Regions from separate parts of the Homo sapiens genome. Here region 2 is linked to region 1. A link is an interaction called in ENCODE POLR2A ChIA-PET data of the cell type or tissue named here. Cell type or tissue: MCF 10A. All regions are shown on one strand. Each heading gives the region's core, and the rest is flanking DNA. Links, peaks and the distances in the headings are about the cores only. Region 1 overlaps FOXJ3 (forkhead box J3). Region 2 overlaps ZMYND12 (zinc finger MYND-type containing 12).

Region 1 (2,930 bases), core at 431-2,930:
CCTAACATGTAAGGATTCTTAAAGACTCAAGATAAAGGAGTGAAAAAAGATATTTCTGGCAAATGGAAGCCAAAAGCAAGCAGGAGTAGCTATTCATATATCATATAAAAAAGACTGTAAAACAACAACAGTTAAAAAAAAAAAAAAGACACGATTATATAATGATAAAAGGACCAATTCAACAAGAAGATATAACAAACCTAAATATACATGCACCTAACTCCAATGCTCCCAGATTCATAAAATCACTAGTACTACAGCTAAGAAAAGAGACATGGTACACATACACAATGGAATATTATTCAGTCTTTAAAGAACAGGAAATTCTGTCTAGGGGGTATTATGCTAAGTGAAATAAGCCAGCCACAGATAGAAAATACTGTATAATTTCACTTACATGTGGATTCTAAAAAAAACCCCAAACTCATAAAAGCAGAGAATAGAATGGTGGTTACCAGAAGTGGGAACAGGCAAAGAGGAGACACTGGTCAATGGGTACAAAGTTCTGGTGTTCTATTGCACATCCCAATGACTACAGTTAATAATATATTGTATATTTCAAAATAGCTGAGAGGATTTTAAATGTTCTTACCACAAATGATATCTGAAGTGATAAACTAATTAGCCTAATTTGAACATTCTACAATGTATACATGTGCTGAAACATCACACTGTACCCCATAAATATATACAATTATTGTCAATTAAAAATAAAATAAAACAAAGTAAAAACAAAGGAATACTCAATGGTGACTAATAAGAAAGGTGACAGCTTTGGTATGAGGCACTGTACTCCCACATAGCTTCAACTATTACAAAACAGTAAATTAAACAAACAAAAAAAAAGCTTTTAATTATTTTTTCATGAATACTTCAGTTTCAATAGAGAGAGTAAAGGCACTCTCTTCACATACTCTGACATTCACTCAATAGCATGGTACATATTTTTATTTATAGGTGCACTGATTCTATATTCTTAATAGGCAAAAAGTAGTCTGATCGGTAAAGCCAATAGATCCAGGCATCCCAAAATGTATTTGGATAATTTATTACAGCAGCCATCAACCGAAATTCTGGACAAAGAAAGTATCGATGAATCTAATCTGGTGGCACCAGTTAGCTCAAGAAAGGTCCTTTCTGGAGTTCCCTAATCATACCCATTTGAGTTCCACTTCCTGTTTGGCAGTGTGATACCCCTATAGACCAACCTTCTGCTGATAACTATAAAGTATTATGGTGAGAAAAAAAATAGCTTTCTGAGCATTCCAAAGGGTAAATACAATAGGCAGGTTGGGAAGGTAAGTCAAAACTTGGGAAGAATGTGGGTGAATTTCCTGTTTTGCTGCAGCTTTGCCCCAAGATTAGGCAATAGATGTGGAGTGCAGACAGCTAAAGCTGTTCTTCCGTCAGGAGGAACTAGGGCAAAGACCCAAGGTAAACACAGCCAGCCACCAGAGAGAAAAGGCAATCCTGTAAGAGAGAAAGTTGAAAGACATAATACATAATCCTGTGTATAACACAGCACAAATGTGCCAGGCTGAGGCCTGAACCATGCATATACAGATCTGCATCAAAGTAGAGGCTTAAGGATCAAATTGAAATTGGAACCACTACTCACAAAAGGTGAAAGAGAAAGCTTACAGTGTAACACAGTTAAGCCAGCTAAAGTACAGATATCAATATTCTATAGATTATTATAGAACCCAGAGTCTATAAAAACATAATATTCACAATGTCTAGGACACAATCCAAAATTACCTGGCACACAAGTAACAGAAAATACAGCCCATTCTTGGCAGAAAGGGAAATCTACAGATGCCCACTCCAAAAAAGACTGAGTTGCTGGAATTATGAGACAAGGATTTTAAAACAGCTATTATAATTATTTATGCTCAATGAAATAAAGTTAAAAAAAACTTGAATGGAAATATAATAAAGGAAATCTCAAGAGAAAAATAAAAAAATCAAAATTTTAGAATGGAAAAATATCCAAAAGAAAAATATATCAATGGATGGCCTTAATATTGAAATGGAAATGAATAAGTAAAGAATCAGTAAACTTAAAGGCGGATCAGTAACCAATCTGAAGAATCAAAAGCTTATGAAAAAAAGAACAGAGCCTCAGAAAGCTGTGGGACAATCTCAAAAGGTCTAATGTATATCTGTGATTTCTGGAAGAATAAAGAGAGAAAAGGGCAGAAAAAAATAGAAGAAATAATGACTAAAATCTTTGAAAATTTAGTAAAAGACAAATTTAACAAATTCAATTAGCTCAGTAAACCCCAATAAAAATAAATGGAAGGAAAAACCACACTTAGATACATCATAATCAAATTCTTGAAAATAAAGATAGAAAAAAGCTAGAGAAAAACTACATATCACATGCAGGTAAACATCGACTAGGAAATGACTGTGGATTTCTCATCAGAAATGATGGAGGTCATAAGACAGTGAACATCTTTAAAGTGCTAAAATAAAACAGAATTATCAATCCAGACTGTATATCTAATAAAAAATACTCTTCAAAAATGAAGGCAGGCTGGGCGTGGTGGCTCACATACCTAGCACTTTGGGAGGTTGAGATGGGAGGATCACTTGAGGCCAAGAGTTTGAGACCAGCCTGGTCAACATAGTGAGACACCCATCTCTAAGGGGGAAAAAATTTATATAACATATCATATACATATATATGTGAAACAGAAAATTTTTTAAAAATGAAGGCAAAATAAATACATTTTCAGGGAAAGAAAAACTAAGTGAATTTGTTGCTAGGAGACCTGCACTATAAGAAAGTTCTTTAGGCAGGGGGAAATTATAGCAAAGAAAAAACCTGGACCTTCTGAAACAAATGAAAGCACCAGAAATGGTAGACACTGGCTAAATATAAAAGACTACTGTTGCCGGGCGCGGTGGCTCACGCCTGTAATCCC
Region 2 (2,930 bases), core at 215-2,714, 230 kb after region 1:
AGTCTGACTCTACGCTAACTCAGATTTCACGCCCAGGAACTCTTTTCTCTGGTAATATTTTCCAGTACTGAAATCCTAATAGAAACCCCTTAAATTTTGAAAGAACAATTCAGTTATCATCCTCAACATCCCATCTAACTTTGTACAGAGTTTTATCATCGATAAGTGCTTTCTTATACATCTAGCTCTTTTAAATTTAATAACCAACACTCTGAAGTAGAGATATTACTGTTATTTTTTAAAATAATAGCCAAGGTACTATACATTTATTGTCCTATTATTAATCTTCGCAATGACCCAGTGAGACAGAGACTATTTTATTATTCCTGTCTTGCAGGTGATGAAAGAGGTTAAACAAATTTTCCAAGACGATGTGGCTAGTGAAACAGATCTGTGACTAGAAGCAAAGCCCTTCTCTCTCTCTCTTTTTTTTTTTTTGAGACGAAGTCTTGCTCTGTCGCCAGGCTGGAGTGCAGTGGCGCGATCTCGGCTCACTGCAACCTCCACCTCCCGGGTTCAGGTGATTCCCCTGCCTCAGCCTTCCGAGTATCTCGGACTACAGGCATGCACCACCACGCCTGGCTAATTTTTTGTATTTTAGTAGGGACGGGGTTTCACCATGTTGGCCAGGACGGTCTCAATCTCCTGACCTCGTGATCCACCCACCTTGGCCTCCCAAAGTGCTGGGATTACAGGCATGAGCCACCATGCCCGGCCAGCAAAGCCCTTCTCTTAACGAGTATGCTGTTTTGCCTCCCTTTACTCTTCAGGGCAACTGAAACTTCAGGAATATGTGACCTGGCCAAGGTTGAATAGCTATGAAGTAGAAATGCTTGAACTCGGGTCGGTAGAATTGTGTTATGGCTAACATCCCACCAAATAATCAGTTGTAAACAGAAAGTTTTAGAGAAATGCACAGTTTTAAAAAAATTAAACAGATTTTGGAAATATACAGGTGTTATAATTTAGATTTTGGAAATATACAGGTGTTATAACTTAGCTTGTTTACATCATTGGCCAGATGATAACGGGCCTCTTCATAGTTTTTCTTAGCTATATAGAGAAGTCCCAGATTCCGATGCAGTAAAGAGTGGGTGGCATTACTACAGTCAGTTGATTTGAGGACTGTCCACTGGGCTTGGAATAGATATTCTTCAGCCTGAACGATTCGGCCCAGACCTGCCCAAAAGCAGAAAAGAAGGTTATAATTCATATCCAGGCCAAAGAACACATGAGGAAATATGAGTCATTACCCATTCACTCATGTATTCATTGACTCAAGTATTTATTGACACAGAAAAACTCATACAGGAATGTTCACAGCAGCCTATTTGGAAGAGTAAAAAAAAAAAAAACAGAAACAATGTAAATGTCCATCAGCTGATGAGTGGATGAACAAAAGGAGGCATCTCCATCTCCATCTCCATCTCCATCTCCATGAGTGGAATATTACTCAGTCATAAGAAGGAATGAAGTAGTGCTACCTGCTATAATGTGGATGAACTTTGAAAACACTATACTAAGTGAAAGAAACCAGACACCAAAGGCCACATATTGTATGATTCCATTTATATGAAATGTCCAGAATAGGCAAATCCATAGAGACGGAAAGTAGACTAGTGGTGGCCAGGCGACAGGGGGAGTCCAATGCAAGGGAGGCACTAACAGGGGGTCCAATGCAAGGGAGGCACTAAGAGGGAGTAACTGCTGACAATTACAGGCTTTCTTTTAGGGGTGATGAAAATGTTGTGGAAATAGATCATGGTGATTGTTGCACAACCTTCAGAATGTGCTAAAACCAACCACTGGATTGTCCTTTTTTTGTTGTTGTTGTTGTTTTTTTGAGGGAGTCTCACTTTGTTGCCCAGACTGGAGTGTAGTGGCGCGATCTCGGCTCACTACAACCTCTGCCTTCAGGTTCAAGTGATTCTCATGCCTCAGCCTTCCAAGTAGCTGGGACTGCAAGCATGCACCACCACGCCCCACTAATTTTGTATTTTTAGTAGAGACAGGGTTTCACCATGTTTGCCAGGCTGGTCTCAAACCCCTGACATCAGGTGATCCACCCACCTCGACCTCCCAAAGTGCTGGGAATACAGGCGTGAGACACTGTGTCTGGCCTTAATTGTTCTTTAAAAGGGTAAATTTTATGATATGTGAATTATATCTCAATTGTGAAATATATATATGCATATTTAATACCCTTTCTGTGCCAGGCCTTGTGTTGGGTGATGGGGAATCAAAGTGCAACATGAAAACAAATATATTTACAATATAGTATAATTGCAATAGCAACACAAGCTTTGGAAGTGTCAGAGGATAGGAAATGTTTAATTCTATAGATGAGATGGAGAGGGACACTGAAGCAGAGTCTGAGCTGGGTTTTGAGGATGAATAGAAGTTTTCCAGGTAGATAAGGCAGGGAGAGCATCCCAGGCAGAAGTAACAGCATGTGCAATGTCATAGAAATATGAAATAATATGTTATGTTCATAGAACTATATAGAGTCACAGCTGCAGGGAACTGGTTCCAGAACCCCCATCAGATACCTAAATATAAGGATGCTCAAGGCTCTAATATAAAGTAGTGTAGTATTTGCATATAACCTATGCACATCATTCCCTATGCTTTAAATCATCTCTAAATTACTTATAATACCTAATACAAAGTAAATGCTATGTAAATAGTTGTTCTACTATATCATTTTTGTCTTTTTTGTTTACATTTTTTCTTTTTTTGTTTATAAGCCCACAAGTAACATCATGTATTGTTTTGTTTTGTTTTGTTTTTTTGAGACGGAGTCTTGCTCTGTCGCCCAGGCTGGAGTGCAGTGGCGGGATCTCGGCTCACTGCAAGCTCCGCCTCCCAGGTTCACGCCATTCTCCTGCCTCAGCCTCCCAAGTAGCTGGGACTACAGGCGCCCGCCACTA

Evidence for each region. ChIA-PET counts read pairs that join two places held together with the same protein. Peaks named below come from ENCODE experiments on the same cell type or tissue, not always from the same donor. Only the 100,000 strongest peaks of a DNase experiment are listed, where the experiment ranks them.
Region 2: POLR2A ChIA-PET joins it to region 1 with 5 read pairs; 2 of 35 experiments call an interaction of 5 or more read pairs at or near these places.

Annotation. Positions count from the first base shown.
Region 1 is chr1:42,213,339-42,216,268 of GRCh38, forward strand. The region is part of intron 5 of FOXJ3 (forkhead box J3); the gene reads right to left. Among named protein-coding and RNA genes, the nearest start is that of GUCA2A, 50 kb to the left of the region's middle. RefSeq lists an enhancer at 1,220-1,514. In MCF 10A, for the core only: no CTCF peak of the experiment used is centred there; a DNase peak (open chromatin) is centred at 1,423.
Region 2 is chr1:42,438,847-42,441,776 of GRCh38, forward strand. It overlaps ZMYND12 (zinc finger MYND-type containing 12), which reads right to left. Exons shown (of 8, transcript NM_032257.5): 4 at 1,010-1,179. Among named protein-coding and RNA genes, the nearest start is that of ZMYND12, 16 kb to the right of the region's middle. In MCF 10A, for the core only: no CTCF peak of the experiment used is centred there; a DNase peak (open chromatin) is centred at 1,255.